2 separate regions of the Homo sapiens genome follow, and region 1 is linked to region 2. The links are chromatin loops, found by intact Hi-C in ENCODE. Cell type or tissue: ascending aorta. All regions are shown on one strand. Each heading gives the region's core, and the rest is flanking DNA. Links, peaks and the distances in the headings are about the cores only.

Region 1 (10,485 bases), core at 2,122-7,121, 200 kb before region 2:
AGCCTGGGTCAGAGAGACGTACCATGAGGACTTGGCCCACTGTTGCTGCTGACTTTGAAGATGGAGAAAGTGGGCCATCAGCTGGGGAATATGGGCAGCCTCTAGAAGCTGGAAAAGGCAAGGGATCAAATTCTCTCCTTGTGCCTCTAAGAAGGAAGGCAGCCCTACCAATTCCTTCATTTAAGCCCAGTAAGACCCATGTTGGACTTCCTGACCAACAAGGCTGTAAGATAAAAATGTTGTGTTGTTTAAGCCACTAGGTTGGTGTTCATTTGTTACATCAGCACAGAAAGGTGGTGTGCACTGCCCTCAGCCCTGGGTAGAACTGAACACTCCGTGCATTTGCAGCCCTGCTGGATCCTAAGTAGATGTTGATCAGAGGACTGGTTTCCAAGATGGCTCCTTAACATGGTTGTGAAATATTTTTTTCCAATATTTTATTATGAATATTTTCTTTTCTCTTCTTTTTTTATAGACAGAGTGTTACTCTGTTGCCCAGGCTCAAGTGCAGTGGTGTAAGCACAGCTCATTATAACCTTGAACTCCTGGGCTCAAGTGATCCTCCCACTTCCGCCTCCCAAGTAGATAGGACCACAGGCATGCAACACTATGAAAGGCTAATTTTTTATTATTTTTAAATTTTTTGTAGATATGGGGTCTTACTGTGTTGCCCAGGCTGGTCTTGAACTCCTGGTCTCAAGTGATCCTCCCATGATAGCCTCCCAAAGTGCTGAGATTACAGGCATAAGCCACAAAACTGGTCTATTATGAATATTTTTAAACATACAGCAAAGTTGAAAGAACTTTATAGTGACCATCCATATACCACCACCAAGATTCTACCAATAATAATTTGCTATACTTGCTTTATTGTATATCTATCCACCTATCCATCCCTCTATTCATTCATCAATCCCTCTTATTTTTGGGAGGAAATTCAAAGTCAATTGCAATAATTAATACATATGCCCCCCAATGTATTTTGCATGCATATAATTAACTAGAACTCAATATTTTTTGCAGGTTTTTTCTTTTTCTTTTTCTTTTCTTTTTTTTTTTTTTTTTTTGAGACAGGGTCTCACTCTGTTGCACAGGCTGCAGTGCAGTGGTGCGATCACACCTCACTTCAGCCCCAATCATCTGGGCACAATCCTCTCACCTCAGCCTCCCAAGTGGCTGGGACTACAGGTGCATGCCACTATACCCAACTAGTTTGTTTCTATTTTTGTAGAGAAGGGTTCTCACTATATTGCCCAGGCTGGTCTTGAACTCTTGGGCCCAAGCAATGCTCCTGCCTTGACCTCCCAAAGTGCTGGGAAAGGCATGTAAGCCACTGTGCCTGGCCAGTTTTTAATTTTGATATAAAATGTACATTCAATGAAATGCACAAATCTTAAGTGTACATTCATGGAATTTTGACAAATGCAGGCACCTGTGTAACCCAAAACCCTATTAAGATATAGAACATTATCATTACTCTCTATACTCTTACCAGCTAATACCAGCCCCTGTCTACTCAGAGGCAACCATTGTTCTGATTTTTTTCTATCATAGATTAGTGTGTCTTGTGCTAGAGTTTTATATAACTGGAATAATCCAGTATGTTCTCTTTTCCATAAGACTTCCTCACATAAATAGAATCATATAATATGATGCTTTGGCAAGGTTTATTTCATTCAGCATATTGTTTTTGAGATTCATCCATGTTGTTTTGTGTATTAGTTTATTTTTAGTGTTGAGTGATATTCCACTTATGAACATAGTACAGTCTGTAGTCTGTTCTCTTTCGGACCTGAGCTGTTTCCTATTTTGGGATATTATAAATAAAACTACTTTGAACATTCTTGAGTTAGTCTTTTTGTGAAAATATGTTTTCATTTCTTTTGGGTACATATCTTGAAGTCAAACTGCTGATTCATAGGATAGATATATGTTTAGTTTGAAAGAAATGTCCAGATCTTTTTTTCAACATGAATGTACCATTTACATTCCCACCAACAATGTATGAGAGCTCTGGTTGCTCCACGTCCTCACAAACATTGGATGCTGTTAGTCTTTATAATTTTAGCTGTATAGTAGCTACCTTATATTTTTTGCCCATTTTTCTATTGTTTTAAATTCTATTTTCCCTTGATTTTTAAGCATTTTTAATATATCCAAGATATTAGCTCTTTATCTGTGAAATATATTTTAAATATTTTATCTCACTGATTTTGACTTTATAGTTTTAATTCCATAAAAGTTCTTTCAATGTTTTGTAGTTAAATTTTTCAATCTTTTCAAAAATTACATCTGGATGTTGAATTATAATTAGAAAGCCTCTTCTCACACCCAGGTTTAAAGGAATTCATCCATGTTTTCTTCTAGTACTTGTATGATTTCACTTTTTATATTTAGATCTCTGATCCATTTGGAGTTTATTCCTGTTTGTGGTTCAATTTTATTATTATTTTTAACCATCTAATCTGGTTCTCTGGACACTATTTCTAAGAGGGTCCATCTTTGTCCGAACTATCTGAGATGTCACCTTTATCATATATAAAATGTACTTGAGTTCATTCTCAACTTCCTATTACATGCAACTAGAATTCAAAGTTTAAAATTTTTATTTTTTCCAGTTGTTTTTATTTTCCCAGCAACGAATTTTTTCAAAATCTGTGTGAGCAAAAAAACGAAGTTTCAGTTCACTAAGAAAACAGGAGGCCAGGCGAGGTGGCTCACACCTGTAATCCCAGCACTTTGGGAGGCCGAGATGGGCGGATCACCTGAGGTCAGGAGTTTTGAGACTAGCCTGGCCAACATGATGAAACCCCATCTCTACTAAAAATACAAATAAAATTAGCTGAGCTTGGTGGCGGGCACCTATAATCCCAGCTACTGCCTCCTACTGAGGCAGGAGAATTGCTTGAACCCAGGAAGTGGAGGTTGCAGTGAGCCGAGGAGGTTGCACTCCAGCCTGGGCGACAAGAGCAAAACTCTGTCTAAAAAAAAAAAAGAAAAGAGGAATAAGTATACTGTCCTTCTGCAAGGCTAGAACTCATCTCCAACTGGATCTGGATATTCCCCCACAGACTTGCAACCCTGACTTGTTTAGAGCAAGCTTAACATGCGAGCACACAATGAGATGCCGTGCTAAGAATAAGCAGGGACTCTATTTGAATGCTGTTTATCAGACAGACTGACCCAGGAACGCAAAAAGTCCCGTTTCTAGTTCCATACTGCTGTTACCACTCCCAAGGTAAATTTCCTAGGATTGTTCTCTCTTCTGTCTATTCTGAGGTCTCCACACTGAAGGATTTTCTTTGTTGTTTTAACAATCACCCTTGTTGTGTTTCTGGATAAGAGTTGAGGAAAATAAAAAAGCATTTTGCTGGGTGCAGTGGTTCAAACCTGAAATCCTAGTGCTTTGGGAGGCTAAGGTGAGAAGATACCATGAGGCCAGCGGTTCAAGACCAGACTGCGCAATATAGTGCTAGCCCTGGCCCTACAAAATAATAATAATAAAAAAGATGAGGTGGTACACTGCTGTAGTTCTAGCTACTGAAGAGGCTGAGGTGGGAGAATTGCTTGAGCTCAGGTGTTCAAGGTTACAGAGAGCTATACTGGCACCATTGCACTCCAGCCTGGGCAACAGAGTGATACCATTTCTTTTCTTTGAAAGCATCTTAATACAGAAAAATGCAGAAAAAGGCAAACCCAGAGGTGTTGATAGCACTTGTTTGAAAGGTAATACAATGTGACATCACTTGTATTTTTGTACTTATTAGTATTTAACTTTTTGCATTAATTATTTTAAAATACCTACTGAGTGTACTTAATATTTACAGAGTGAAGAAGGTATGGGGAATACACAGTATAAGAAATTATCCCTCTACATTCTATAAAAATAAGATGTACAAAAACTATAATTCAAAATAGCATATATAGGAACCACATCTTATATATTTTTAATCCTCCATAGGATATCCTATGGTAGCCTTGATGTAGGTGCTTAATACATTTCTGGAAATTTTTATCTGCCATCTATGAATATATTTTATTTGGTAGAACATACAATTCCCAAATAACACCACCGGAAAAATATTTTAAGATCATCTTTGGCCCGGCGCAGTGGCTCATGCCTGTAATCCTAGCACTTTGGGGGGCTGAGGCAGGTGAATCACCTGAGGTCAGGAGTTCGAGACCAGCCTGGCCAAGATGGTGGAAACCCGTCTCTACTAAAAATACAAAAATTAGCTGAGCATGGTGGTTCATGCCTGTAATCCCAGTTACTCGGGAAGCTGAGGCAGGAGAATCACTTGAACACAGGAGGCAGAGGTTGCAGTGAGCCGAGATCGTGCCGCTGCACTCCAGCCTGGGCGACAGAGTGAGACTCCGTCTCAAAAAAAAAAAGATTATCTTTTTCATGAGCATAATCAGGTCTTTAAAAATGATTAAAATCTTTAGCCACTGGCTAGTCGGCTTTGATTAATGTCAAAAATATAAGACCAGTTTTGCTTCAATACACCTTGCAGTGGAACACTATTATCGCTAGGGTGCGCTATTAGCATTGCTAGCCAGTTAATGATCCTGCCAGAAGAGCCTGAAAATCACAGAAAGCTGTCCAGTGTTTGGAGTGGAGTGGCAGGTTCCTGAACTAGACTGAAAGTCACTGAACTTTTTCCAGACTGTCACAGGCACAATCATAACATCACCCCACTACTTTCTCATTTTAAAAATATGAGTATACAACAATAATATATTAATGGGGCCGGGCGCAGTGGCTCACACCTGTAATCCCAGCACTTTGGGAGGCCGAGGCCAGCGGATCACCTGAGGTCAGGAGTTCGAGACCAGCCTGGTTAACATGATGAAACCCCGTCTCTACTAAAAATACAAAAAAAATTAGCTGGGTGTGCTGGCAGCCACCTGTAATCCCAGCTACTAGGGAGGCTGAGGCCGGAGAATCACTTGAACCCGGGAGGCGGAGGTTGTGGTGAGCTGAGATCGCACCATTGCACTCCAGCTTGGCCAACAAGAGCAAAACTCCATCTCTGAAAAAAAAAAATTATATATATATATGACCTTGCAACAAAAATATGAGCAAATATGTGTAGCTATAATTCACTCTTCTAATAAAACCTGCAAAAAGTTAACAGTTAATGATATAATTATTCTGTGTTTCATAAAAGGCCTAAACAGGAAGCAGATCAAGAAATAACCACAATTAGAATTACTTTGTGAATGTAAACTCTTTTAGTTTCTTTTCTCACTTTACTAGGTCTAATCAATGTCAATCTTTTCTGATATTACGGTCTATTTTAATCATCATCATTAAACACAAATTGATATCAATAGGTTAAAAGGCGATAAACTCATATCTCCCAAATTGAGAGTTTTTTGCCTTGCCCGCTCAACACCGTTTTCTCTTACCTAATTCTTTTTGCTTGAAATTTCTTTAATTAGAAATCAGGGCCTGGTGCAGTGGCTCATGCCTGTAATCCCAGCACTTTGGGAGGCTGAGGCAGACGGATCACGAGATCAGGAGTTCGAGACCAGCCTGGCCAACATAGCGAAACCCTGTCTCTACTAAAAATACAAAAATTAGCCAGGTGTGGTGGCACATACCTGTGGTCCCAGCTACTTGGGAGGCTGAGGCAGGAGAATCGCTTGAACCCGGGAGGTGGAGCTTGCAGTGAGCCAAGATGGTGCCATTGCACTCCAGCCTGAGTGACAGAGCAAGACTCTGTTTAAAAAAAAAAAAGAAAATAAATCAAGGCTGGGCGCAATGGCTCACGCCTGTAATCCCAGCACTTTGAGAGGCTGAGGAGGATGGATCACTTGAGGTCAGGAGTTCAAGACCAACCTGGCCAACACGGTGAAACCCCGTCTTTACGAAAAATACAAAAATTATTCTGGCGTGCTGGCAGGTGACTGTAATCCCAGCTACTTGGGAGGCTAAGGCGGGAGAACTGCTTGAACCTGGGAGGTGGAGGTTGCAGTGAGCCAAGATCGTGCCACTGCCCTCCAGCCTGGGTGACAGGGTGAGACTCCATCTCAAAAAAAAAAAAATCAAGTCTTTTACTTAAAAGTAAAATTTTCACTAAAAAAAAAAAAAAAAAAGAACAAAGTTTCAAAAACACAAACACTTGAGGTAGTGAATATATTTGATGTGAATGCCTTTCTGTCGAAATCAGAATGCAGCTGATACTGACTTAAAGAAATGAAGCTCTCAGAGAACCCCAAGGATTTGGCCTTTGAGTATCTTTATATGCTGTATACCTCTCTTATAGCAGTTATTACAATGTATTCTAATAAGATTTGCATGTTTGCTAATCATTACATTGTGAAACCCTGAGGGACAGGACTGAATTTATTCAAATTTGCTTTCCCAGTGCCTATCAGAGTAGATGGCATTAGTAGGCTCTATAAAAACTTGTTTATGGGGGCCGGGTGTGGTGGCTTACGCTTGTAATCCCAGCACTTTGGGAGGCCAAGGCAGGCGGATCATGAGGTCAGGAGATTGAGACCATCCTGGCTAACACGGTGAAACCCCATCGCTACTAAAAATATTAAAAAATTAGCCGGGCATGGTGGCGGGTGCCTGTAGTCCCAGCTACTCGGGAGGCTGAGGCAGGAGAATGGCATGGACCCGGGAGGCAGAGCTTGCAGTGAGCCGAGATTGCGCCCACTGCACTCCAGCCTGGGTGACACAGCAAGCCTCTGTCTCAGAAAAAAACAAAAAAACTTGTTTATGGGGATTTTGTTTGTGGATTAAGTAACATTCAAATAGAAACTTATTTGCTGAAAAACTGAAAAACAGGGCTGCTTGCTGGTTTGCAGAAATGCTTGAGCACCAGTTCACTATTGAGTTTCATGTTTCAAAGCACTGCGTAATGAGTTTAAAAAAGAGATTTATTGAGATATAATTAACATAACATATATTTACCCACTTCTCATGTGCAACTCTGAGATTTGTTTCTAAAGAGAGAGATAGAAAGAGAAAAGGGCAGAGGTCTCTTTTCCTTGAGTTGCACACTGATTCACACTGTGGTGCTGTCCTAATAACAATGTGATGTAAATGACACATCTAGATCCTTTTCTGTTTGGATTATGGGAAGAAGGTTACAAAGTGGTACCTAAAGATAGGCAGAAGAGGACATAAATGGAAGGAAAGGAAAAGAAGAAAGAGATTCTTCAATATGTTATTTATTTCATGCTAGGAGAAAAGAAGCTGTGTTAAAAGGGGCTTTATGTCCTGTGTGGGGACTTTTTAATGTCTGAACTTTGGACATTGTATCTTTGAATATGCTGTAAGACTGATCCTAGAGTCTGTCTGATTCCTTTAGACTTATCCAGGGACACATCCTTAGACTTGAGTTATTCCTCTCTCTTATTTTCCCAAGTCTTACTGTATTCGTTATCTCTTGCTGCATGACCAATTATCCCAAAAATTAATGCTTAAAGCAATAGTAAATATTTACTATATCACATAGTTTCTGTGATATAGTAACACATTTTAGAAGTGGCTTAGCTGGGTAGTTCTGGCTTGGAGTGTCTCACAAGGTGGTGGTTAAGAAGCCAGCTGGGCTTTCAGTCATCTGAAGGCTTGACTGGGGCTGGAGGATTCATTTCTAAGAATGGCTCACTAACATAGACGGCAAACTGGTGCTGATTATTGATGTGATGCTTCAGTTCCTTGCCAGGGGAACACTGCATGGAACTGCTAGAGTATCTTCAGGAGAAGACAACTGGCTTCTCCCTAAATAAGTGATCCAAGAACACATAAGGCAGAAGCTACAATGTCTGTTATAACCTGGCCTTGATATTCCCACACCATAATTTCTGGAAAATCCTATTGGTTACACAGGTCAGTCCAATTCAGTATGGAAAGGAATAAATAAGAATGAGAGTAAGTGAGGTAGGGATCATTGGGGGCCATCTGGAAGTCTGGCTACCACATTTATGTATTAGAGACAGAGTCTTGCGTTGTCACCCAGGCTGGAGTGCAGTGATGCAATCATAGCTCACTGCAGCCTCGACCTCCTGGGCTCAAGCAATCCTCCCACCTCAGCCTCCTGGGTAGCTGGGACTACAGGGGCCAGCTAATTAAAAATATATATTTTTTGTAGAGACAGAGTCTCACTATGTTGCTAGGGCTGGTCTCCAACTCCAGGGCTCAACAGATCCTCCTGCCTTGGCCTCCCAAAGTGCTGGGATTACAAGTGTGAGCCACTATGCTCAGTTTATTTCTTAAAAGAGATACATGCATATATATTTGAGTTTTATATATATACTTGAGATCTATCTATATCTATAACTCAAAGGGGATTCCTAAACTCCAGTACCAGCTCTTGAATAACATATTACATTGACATTTAGCCTGACTGAAAGAGTATCTCTGGGGACAGCTCAATAATTCTAAAATGGAAAAGACTGGAGAAAAGGGGAGGCTTTTATTGCTAAGCCTAATTTCAATGAATCTGGACATTTTTTCCCTAGAAACTTTTTTTTTTTCTTTTTTAAAGACAGGGTATCTCTGTTGCCCAGACTGGAGTGCAGTGATGCGATAATAGCTCACTGCAGCCTTGACATCCAGGGCTCAAGCAATCCTCCTGCCTCAGCCTCCCAAGTGGCTGGGACTACAGGTGCATGCCACCACACCTGGCTAATTTTTGTATTTTTAGTAGAGACAGGGCTGGCTAACTAAAAATTTTTTGTGTGTAGAGACAAGGTCTTGTTATGTTGCCCAGGCTGGTCTTGAACTCCTGGGCTCAACCGATCCTCCTGCCTCAGCCTCCCGAATAGCTGAGACTACAGGGGCATGCCACCATGCCCGGCTAATTAAAAAAAATTTTAAATCCATGCTTCCGTGATCATTTTGTGTGTGTGTGTGTGTGTGTGCAGAAGGAGTCTCCTTATGTCTCCTTACATTGCCCAGTTTGGTCTTGAACTCCTGGACTGAAGTGATCCTCCCACATCAGCCTCTCAAAGTGCTGGGATTGCAGGCATTAGCCACTGTGCCTGGCCCCTATAAACTTCTTTAATTTTAAAGAAAAATATTTACAGAAACCCTAATGTTTTCTTATTCAAATTATGTGATTGGTCAATACTCTGAAATGAATGAAGTACTCTATTAGACATAGTAATAGAAAAAGTAACGTGTGGTTTTAATCAGTAGAAATAAAAAACAATTTGGCAACATCTTTATGTTTGCATAGAACAAGATGAGCTGCATCATCACTTGCCTTTAATGTACATTTTGTCCTGCTTTCAATCCAAGGATCTGGACATGACAGAGAGTAGAGATGCCTGCTGTTTTTAAAAAGAATGGCAAGAGGCTGTGGCACTTCCTGAGCAAGAAGAAACAGATTCTATAGGAACAGTTCCAAGATTGAATATAGGATTAGTCATTTACCTTTCTATATTCTTAATCAGCTTTAATGACAATGTCACTTGAGTGAAGAAAAGGATTTAAAGTAAAAATGAAGTTCATAATTCATTACATTCTTTCCATTCATGGCAGAACCCTGGGGATCATTGTGATTCTTAAGTAGAAAGGACATTAGATGTGGGGCGTATGAGAGACCTGAGTTTTGGTTTTGCCACTGATTAGTTTATAGCCTTAGGAAAGCTGTTTAGCGTTTTTCATGTGTTTTCTCTACTGTACACTGGTGGGCAAAGATGGGAGAGGTGCTTAATCTTAAGGTTTTCCTTCGCCAAAGCGACTGACACAACACTAAATAGAAACGCATCCTGCACAGCGTCCTTGCTCCGCCCTCCTCGCTTTTCTTTGAAAGTCTTTGAGCACCTCCCGCATACACTTGCTCAGCATCGCATACTGGTGTGCACCGGGGCTGGCCATTGAGTCTTTAGCTGGTGGTGTTTCACAAAGGGAATGAAATCTTGTTCTTGGGTTGTGAAACCGTAAGGACACTCCGGTCTCCAAGTTGACATTCGTTTATGGAAGTGCCCATCTCCTTTCCTCGTCACACCTAAGGCCCTTCCCCAGTCCCCCAAAGATGATTAGCTTCACGTTAGGCGGTTCTGGGGACGGCGCCAATTTGCGGGATGCTGTCAGCGCTGATGCTGAGGAAGAGGATGGATCCTTAAGGCTTGCAGGGCCTCACGATTTGGGCCCTTCATCGCGACTGCCTCAGTGTGTAATTTCGTATCGTGACAAAGCATTTCCGATTTTATTCCGAAAAGCCCAACCATGGGGTCCCAACCATCCCTCTATAACCAATTTAACTGTCACGCTAGGAGAACACCTATGTGCGCAAACTACTTGTCTCGGAAGCCCTACTTCTCTCCTCGGGACAGGCGGGGAGTTGCGGCTATGGCTGGAACTACGAGGCCCAGAATTCCTAGGCGCATGCGCGCTGCCATTGTGATGCTCCTTTCCCGGTAACTCGCCCTCTCAGGCAAACCTGAAGATAGCGGCAATTCTCCGGTGGGGGGCGGAGACGGTTTCTGCCCGACTCTCCGCCCCCTTCGTGATAGGCA
Region 2 (8,842 bases), core at 181-5,180:
CCACCACGCCTGGCTAATTTTGGTATTTTTAATAGAGATGGGGTTTCACTATGTTGGCCAGACTGGTCTCGAACCCCTGATCTGCCCACCTCAGCCTCCCGAAGTGTTGGGATTATAGGTGTGAGTCACCGCACCCGGCCTGCCCCCATCTTTTAAAGCTTGGCTTTCCTCTTTCCACAGTTGCAGATCAAATTCCTATCCTAGGGCCCCCGGCACAGTACAGGCTGGAGAGAGGGCAGGCTCGAAGGCTTCTGCACATGCTGCTTTCCTTGTGGAAGGAAGACTTTCAGGGGCCGGTTCCGCTGCAGCTGCTGCTGAGCCCAAGAAATGTGGGGCTTCTGGCAGACACAAGGCCAAGGGAGGTGAGTCAGACGGAACAAGAAGCCCTCTGCAGTCACACTCTGAACATCCACCACCCTTGCCCCAAACTATGAGCTGCTCTGCATCCTTTATTTCCCCTTCCTGTTCCACACAGAAATGGGCTCCATTTATCCATCTCAAGTCTCTTCCCAGCAGCTCTGCCCTTTGAGATCTCAATCTCTGTCATCAGGGTCACTCTGTCGTCCTCCTAGCAACCCTGACCTCGGTGTGTTTTGCAGTGGGACTTGCTGCTATTCTTGCTACGGGAGCTGGTGGAGAAGGGTCTGATGGGACGGATGGAGATAGAGGCCTGCCTGGGCAGCCTCCACCAGGCCCAGTGGCCAGGGGTAAGGAGTCTCCTGTCTTTTAGGTGGAGAGAGAACAGGTGTTACATATCCCATCTGTCCTGAAAGGAAGCAAGTGATGGGGCCAAACTAAGTGGATTTTTGTCAAGAGTCTTCAGGGCCACCCTGAAATTGTCCCGATTTGAGTAGTTATTATATGAGGGACTGTGTTAGTGGGAAGACGGACGAAAGGCAGGCAGTTAGTTGGAAAGCAGCACAGCCCATTATATGGGTTTTTAAAATTAGAATAACCTGGATTTTAACGGGAATAATAATTTCAAGATGAAGTAGATGCACTCAGTAGTACTCAAAAACTGGTCAAGCCTGTGCCTCCATCAGAGTTCGCTCCCTGCCATAACTTCAGCCTCCCAGAGTACTAACAAACAGACAAGGTTTCATGTCCATTTCAGTGTGGAGGGCAGTTGAGAAAAAATAATATAGCCAGCCAGGTTGTGGTCTTTAGTGACAAAGGATGAGCCATTGAGAATTATTACATGCTGCCTTTTCCCTCATCTTTCTATGTATTCCAGGACTTTGCTGAAGAATTAGCAACACTGTCTAATCTGTTTCTAGCCGAGCCCCACCTGCCAGAACCCCAGCTAAGAGCCTGTGAGTTGGTGCAGCCAAACCGGGGCACTGTGCTGGCCCAGAGCTAGGGCTGAGAAGTGGCCCTGCCTTGGGCATTGCACCAGAACCCTGGACCCCCGCCTCACGAGGAGGCCCAAGTGCCCAATGCAGACCCTCACTGGTTGGGGTGTAGCTGGGTCTACAGTCAGACTTCCTGCTCTAAGGGTGTCACTGCCTGGCATCCCACCACGCGAATCCTAGAGGAAGGAGAGTTGGCCTGATTTGGGATTATGGCAGAAAAGTCCAGAGATGCCAGTCCTGGAGTAGAAGAGGTGGTGTTTGTTTATCTCTTGGATACTAAATGAAATGAGGTGTGTGGGCTTGTCAACACAGAATTCAAGCCTCATTTGCTATCCCAGCATCTCTTAAAACTTTGTAGTCTTGGAATTCATGACAGAGGCAAATGACTCCTGCTTAACTTATGAAGAAAGTTAAAACATGAATCTTGGGAGTCTACATTTTCTTATCACCAGGAGCTGGACTGCCATCTCCTTATAAATGCCTAACACAGGCCGGGTCTGGTGGCTCATGCCTGTAATCCCAGCACTTTGAGAGGCCTGAGGTCGGCGGACTGCCTGAGGTCAGGAATTCAAGACCAGCCTGGCCAACATGGCAAAACCCCATCTCTACTAAAAATAAAAAAATTATTAGCTGGGCATGGTGGTGTGTGCCTGTAATCCCAGCTACTCAGGAGGATGAGGCAGGAGACCTGCTTGAACCTGGAGGTGGAGGTTGCAGTGAGCCGAGGTCGCACCACTGCACTCCAGTCTGGGTAACAGAGCGAGACTTTCTAGAAAAAGCCTAACAAACAGATAAGGTAGGACTCAACCAACTGAAACCTGACTTTCCCCCTGTACCTTCAGCCCCTGTGCAGGTAGTAACCTCTTGAGACCTCTCCCTGACCAGGGACCAAGCACAGGGCATTTAGAGCTTTTTAGAATAAACTGGTTTTCTTTAACAAGGGCTTGATGTCTAATCATTGTCACCTGTCTTCTCCCTTTAGAAGGCTGCAGTCTCGGGTGGGCTGTAGGTGGAGCGCTGTAATTGTGGCTTTGCTCTGTGCATTACAAGGTGAGCTACCTTGGCTCTTAGAAATGCCTGTATATTCCACTCTAGAGGGCTAGTCTCTGGTGGCAATATCTATTAATTTAATTTATCGCCAGTGGTACTGACTTCTCCTGTGTAACTCGCTTTATTTGTGGGAGAAAGGGTTAGGATAATGTAGTTTCCACACACAAGATATTCCCTACTGAACCACATGGTGGGGCAGTGTTCTTGTTAAGCTTGTTAAGGCTAAGGTGTTTGTTTGATTGATTTGGCTTGGAGTTTCTCAGAGCAAAAGCATTGCTTCTCGATTACAGCTGTATCAAGCTCTATAAATGAGCCACTGATTTTGACAGGTTCACACCTGTAATCCCAGTGCTTTGGGAAGCCGAGAGAGAGGACTACTTGAGTCCAGGAGTTAGAGGTTACAGTGAACTATGATTGTGCCACTGCACTCCAGCCTGAGCAAGAGTGAGACCCCCATCTCTTTGAGGGGAAAAAAAAAAAGCACTACTGTGATCATGTGCATTAATAACCAGGAGTTGGACTGATAATATAATCCTCAGGAGGACCTAAAGGGGTCCACTTGTGTGACCATGGTAGAGCCAGGAAATCCCATCAACCTAGAAAGTAAAAAATGGGAGTTTTCCTCAGTCACCACCTTGTGATCATACTTCTCCCAAACACCATGCCTTTCCCTTCTCCTCAGCTCAGCTACTCCTTTAACAAGTTTCTATATCTGAACCATTTTCCCCTGATCTCTTCATTTTCAAAGGCCTTTATCTTTATCCTTTAAATCCAATTTGTTCTGAATGCCTGGGAACCAAAAAAGCTTTAAGGAATGCTTTCTCGGCCGGACACAGTGGCTCACACCTGTAATCCCAGCACTTTGGGAGGTCAAGGCGGGAGGATCACTTGTGCTCAGGAGTTTGAACCAGCCGGGGCAACATGGGGAAGCCTCATCTTTAAAAAATACAAAATTGGTGAGGAGTGGTGGTCCATGCCTGTGGTCATAGCTACTTGGGAGGCTGAGGTCAGAGGATCACTTGAGCCCAGGAGGTCAAGGCTACAGTGAGCCATGATCACACCACTGCAGTCCAGCCTGGGCTACAGAGCGATACCCTGTCTGTCTCAAAAAAAAAAAAAAAGCTTTCTATGCCCAGAGACCAGCACTGGGTGTGATTAAACCATAGCACCGCCCCCACCCAGGAAGCTTAGGGTCAGCGTCAGGCTTGTGGCTACTCCTTGACTTGTTCCAGAGGACCCAGCTGAGGTGTGTGACATGGAATGGGCAGGAGAGGAAAACCTGAAACCCCTAAGGATGCTGAGACTGAAGGGCTGGGCCATAACCCAGGCCTGGCTTAAGGCCCACTGAGTTAAAAACAAGTTCTTGGGAATCTGAATGGAAATTTAACATGTTCCCGATGAAGGAAACTTCCTGCTGGCCTGTGTGAGCCTTAAAGGCTACTCTAAGGATTATGGAGACAGGCAGCTAGTGGGTCAGTGAACTAGATTCTGTATGTCTGCTCTCTAATTGTCAAAGCCAGCTGTTTATAAAATGTGGTCCCCAGACCAGCAAACTTCAGGGTCCCCTGGGACTTCTTGTTAACACAAATTCTCTGGTCCTTCTCCGGGGCTACCAAACCAGTAACTTGGGGTAGGGCCCATCCTGGGGCATAAGAAAGCGTTCAGGTGATTCTGATGTATGCGAAAGTATGACAACCACGCCATGAATCCAAAATCTGACTCCACTTTTGCTTTTTGCTACAAGATCCCTCTCAATCTTTCGCTTGCTGATTCAGTCAGGTCTGGTGTTGCTTTTTTTTTTTTTTTTTTTTGAGACAGAGTCTCACTCTGTTGCCCAGGCTGGAGTGCAGTGACACAATCTCGGCTCGGCTCACTGAAACCTCCCCCTCCCAGGTTCAAGCAATTCTTGTGCCTCAGCCTCCCAAGTAGCTGGGATTACAGGCACATGCCACCACGCCTGGCTAATTTTTTGTATTTTTAGTAGAGACAGGTTTCACCATGTTGGCCAGGCTGGTCTCAAACTCCTGACCTCAGGTGATCCACCCGCCTCAGCCTCCCAACGTGCTGGGATGACAGGCATGAGCCACCATGCCCGGCTGGCTTCTCTATTAAGGCGGGCAGGGTCACCTCCTGGTTATCCCCTGACTCAGATTCCCATAGGTGGCTCTGCCTCAGAAGCCCCAGGGCACTGTGGTCACTGTTAGGTGTGGCAGTGACTGTTCTGGATTCTCCCCTTTAGTTCTTACTTGGGCTATAGTTGAGCAACTTACCTGGTTGCTGTTTACCCTGCAAAGCAATGCCAAGTTCATGGGAAACTGTACATACATGTAAACTGAATCTTTGAAACAGCTATGAGTGGGTATTGCCAGGGTGATCTCCAGCTAATCTGCCAAGCTCGAATCACACACTTAGGCTATCCCGGTGCAGGATTTCATCTACTCTTCACTAGATAAAGTACACAGAGGACTTTTAATTTTAAAATGTTCTTTTTTGGTCAGTAGTCTTAGTAAGAGATTTATATGAAAAGAGGTAGGAGTATATAAATAGGGTGTTAAATATATCATGTCACCAAAAAATTTACCCGAGAAATAGAAGTTTAAAAGCAATTTTAAAAAACCTTCAATCAACAATATATAAATAACTTAATCTGAGGTAAGAGGGAAAAATGCCCTGCAAACACTTTAGAAAAACACATCTCTGCCACACTACAGAAATAGACCTTTACCACATCTTCTGAATCCCCAGTTCCCTCCATCTACCAAAGATTTTGGGCACCAGAACTAAAGATGAGAATCTCTCCCACCCCTACCACTTCCAGGTAAACACAAAGTTCATGTTCAGCCAGGCTAAAGTACAAGAAAACTGAACCCACTCTCCATCCCACCCCATCCTAGGATAGGTGGGGCCAGGGCAGAAATCATGGAATGCTCAGGACTCCACCCCTCCCAAGTGCACTGAGGTAAGTTCTGGAACTGAGCTTCCTCCCAACAAGCCACTCACCTCCTCTGGGAGTTCATTCACCTCCTCTCCCTTCCTCAAAGGACAATGTTTAATCTCTGAAATTCCTCTTGCCTTGTCAGCAGCCACCATCTGGCTGCCACTCCAACCAGTCCTCAAAAGAACTCAGCCTCCAACCCTGACCCCAAATCTGTCCAACCTGGTTCTATAGTGTCTTCCATCTGACCGAGCTCTAGAGTGACAGCTCCATATCAGAGCATCATCGCTCAACACCCCTGCCTCAGGCCAAGACCCAAATGTCTTCTCCTGGGAGGGAAAGGGAGAAAAAAAGCAAAAATCAATAATAAAGTATTTTGCAAAAACTCAAGAGGGAGAAAAGATTCTGAATCGGTGTTCTGGTTTGTGCAGCTGTTTTTTAAACCCTCTTTCTGTTTTGGTATTTTTAACGTCCCATCACACAGTAGAGCTGAATGCTAGAGGAGGTAGATTCAGAACAGAGTCTTGGCCAGTGGCTGCCTGCTTCCCTACCAGCCTGCGGAAGCACCTTGCCAAAGCACTGCAGTCCCCGGCTCTGCTGGCTGTGCCCAGTCCTGGTCCTTAAGTGTCCTGTCTGCCGCAGAGTCCCAGAAACAGGAAAGAAAGGTGAGAAATCCAAAAGGTGAGCGGAGCTGCATTCACTCTGGATAGTCTGGGCCAGGAGCTCAGGCCGTTTGCTCTGCACTGGTGCCAGCTGTGACCAAGTACTGACTGGGCTTTGCTAGCATCCCTGGGCCAGTGCTGTCTGCCCCAATCGGCCACAGCAGGTAGCATCAGCTTTTCCTGCACTGTGGTATGGAAAGTAACAAGGAGCTGCCACAGTGTCTCTCTTGAGCAGCCTGGGCCTGCATCTCAGCAGCACCATCTTGACGGTGAGATGCTACCTACCAAGGAAGGAAGCCAGTCTGGCTATAACCAGTGGCTGCCGTTTGATGAAAGAGCTCAGGAGCTGAGGTGGGAAGCCTGGAGCACCAAGTTCCACCTGAAAGCAGAGAGAGAAGAATTTAAGGTGCAAATAGATTTGAGAGAATGCCAGGCGTACTCCAGTCCCATGGAGTCCCCTCAGCCTGTGGTGATGGGAGAAGCACCTCAGATTGTGGTTTGGTGTTTACAGGCCCCTGGGCTCTGCCATCCAGATCTAAGTATTGGCGTTCACCTCCTAGTGACAAAGTACAAGTCAAGGGACTGGGACGGGAGAGGTGAACCCAACAGGTCATCATTCCGCTCTGCTGAGGCTGCTGCTTTTGCCTCACAATGACTCATCTATCTCCTAAGGACACTGGGATCACCCACAGGATGCAGGTCACTAGGTTTTCGGTAACAGCAGCTTCAGAAAAGATTGATAAACTCCTGTCGCATTCCCTTCTCTCCAATTCCCCACTGACTCCCCTTACTGCAAAAGCCCAGGAAGCCCTCAAGTCTCCAGGTCTCAGGCCAAAGGGCCTGGGCACTGGAGGGTGTTCAAAAGCGAGACAGAAAAATCCCAGGGGGCTGTGGGACCAAGTCAGCCTGTGCTGTGAGGCCAGCTGCAAAGGATTTATCACCTGGGCCAAGTAGATGACTCTGGTGACTTCCTTCCCTTCCACAGTGATGGGCTGCAAGATCCAGGCACTGGGCAGGATCTCCCCGCGAACCATTTTTCTGCTGGGTCTTGGCATGGATGTATCATACACAGACTGGGCTGCCATGACAGACAGGTGACCCTGGGGACAGAGGGAAATGGGAGTCCTGCCTGTGTAGTGTGGACAAAACAGGAACAGGCTCCCGTGTAGACAGTATGGTGAAAGGCAACACTGGGCCAGCCTTCAAGCCACCCCTACCCTGGCTCCAGCCCCAATTTGCCCTCCTTCCCCTAGAGGACCTGAGGCCCACATAGATTGTTTCTCACGACACTTCAGCCCAAGTTCTTCCCACAACATCTTTACCACCAAGGCAGGCACCTCTTTGGCTTCCACGCAGACACAACAGAAATCCCGTGGCTGCTTCAGTGCGCACAGGGTGGTGTTGCACACCAAGTACACTGGAGGGACAGGGATAAGGAAGGTCAGGAGGCCCATGGACAGACCTAGTCCTAAAGCCTTCCTGGTCAGGGAGCCCTCCCCCCAACACCCCATCACTTGACACCTAGCTCAACCTAGGCTGAGCAATCAAGGTAACCTGAGTACCTGGCCTCCAAAGAGGGCTGCCTCCAACCCTCCACCTCTATCCCCCAGCAAGACCCCACTGGGCACACCAGAAACTAGGCCCCATGGAAGCCTTCCTTCCCTGGGCTCACCCAGGCTGATGCTGTTGGTCACTCGCTGATGCAGCCTTGCTGTCTGGATGGGCTTGTAATACAGGGGCCACACAGTGGGGTCACTGACAGCCGCCCACACACGAGACAGCGGCTGGGACACCACACCTGCCCCCAGGAAGCCATGCCGAGTGGGAGAAAACACCTTGTAGTAAAGCTGCACCGCCTGCTCCTCACCCTGATAGCTGGGGGGAGACACCAAGCACAGAAAATAGAAAGGGGTCAAAAATGGGCTCTAAGGGTCACAAAGGAGGGGCTCAGAGTGAAGACTTGAGGAATCCAGGTAAGGGAAAGGAGGAGAGAAGCCAAGCAGGGTGACAAGCTTACCAAGACAGACACTGTACAAAGGACCCTAAACAAACTTACTTCCAGCCAGCAGTTGCCTGGCAGCTGAAGAGGTTGTGCAAATTATCCGAACAAGCAGCCATTACCTGGGGACACAATGGCCACACCCAAATTAGGAGGCACAGTAAAAACTAAGCCCCTGGGTTAGTCAGTCTGGCCTGCATCTGCTAAATTCCCCTTTTCTTTTTTTTTGAGACAGGGTCTAGCTCTGTCACCCAGGCTGGAGTGGAGTGGCGTAATCACAGCTCACTGCAGCGTTAACCTCCTGGGCTTAAGCGATCCTCCCACCTCAGCCTCCCAGTCTCTAGGGCTACAGGTACACACCACCACACCCAGCTATCTTTTTTTATTTTTTTGGTAGAGACAGGGTCTCACCATGTTGCCCAGGCTGGTCTTGAACTCCTGGACTCAAGCAATCTTCCCACCTCAGCCTCCCAAAGTGCTGAGACTACAGGTGTGAGCTACCACGCCTGGCCTAATGTTTTTTATTTTTTTGTAGAGACAGGGTCTTGCTATGCTTCCCAGGCTGGTCTCGAACTCCTGACCTCAAGTGATCCTCCCACTTCAGCCTCCCAAAATGTTGGGATTATAGGCATGAGCTACTGCGCCTGACCCGAATTCCCCTTTTCTCAAGATGAAGAACCACTGAAGATGCCCACAAGCCTTGGGCTCCTCATCTGCCCAGCTTTTTTCCTACTTTCTCTTCCTGCACACCCAGCAGAGGTCTGGGTAAAGGAATGGTAGGGATGGGTGGGAGCAGTTACTCACATCAGCCATAGAAGTGTCCACGACATGCTTGGCCAAATCC

What was found. A loop is a pair of places that touch in the nucleus more often than their neighbours do. Peaks named below come from ENCODE experiments on the same cell type or tissue, not always from the same donor. Only the 100,000 strongest peaks of a DNase experiment are listed, where the experiment ranks them.
Region 1: a loop joins it to region 2, with 2.9 times the contacts of the local background. A loop is called at or near these places in 68 of 110 quality-filtered maps.

The regions. Positions count from the first base shown.
Region 1 is chr15:42,920,933-42,931,417 of GRCh38, reverse strand. It overlaps a transcript of TTBK2 not described here. Among named protein-coding and RNA genes, the nearest start is that of TTBK2, 5.4 kb to the right of the region's middle. RefSeq lists enhancers at 10,019-10,118, 10,321-10,485. In ascending aorta, for the core only: a CTCF peak has its summit at 4,522; a DNase peak (open chromatin) is centred at 4,557; H3K27ac peaks cover 914 bases.
Region 2 is chr15:42,717,009-42,725,850 of GRCh38, reverse strand. It overlaps STARD9 (StAR related lipid transfer domain containing 9), which reads right to left. Exons shown (of 33, transcript NM_020759.3): 28 at 8,803-8,842; 29 at 8,056-8,120; 30 at 7,672-7,874; 31 at 7,337-7,416; 32 at 6,941-7,099; 33 at 4,853-6,378. The coding sequence ends at 6,277. It overlaps CDAN1 (codanin 1), which reads left to right. Exons shown (of 28, transcript NM_138477.4): 26 at 181-362; 27 at 600-707; 28 at 1,235-2,307. The coding sequence ends at 1,360. Among named protein-coding and RNA genes, the nearest start is that of CDAN1, 16 kb to the left of the region's middle. In ascending aorta, for the core only: a CTCF peak has its summit at 2,358; no DNase peak of the experiment used is centred there; H3K27ac peaks cover 2,372 bases.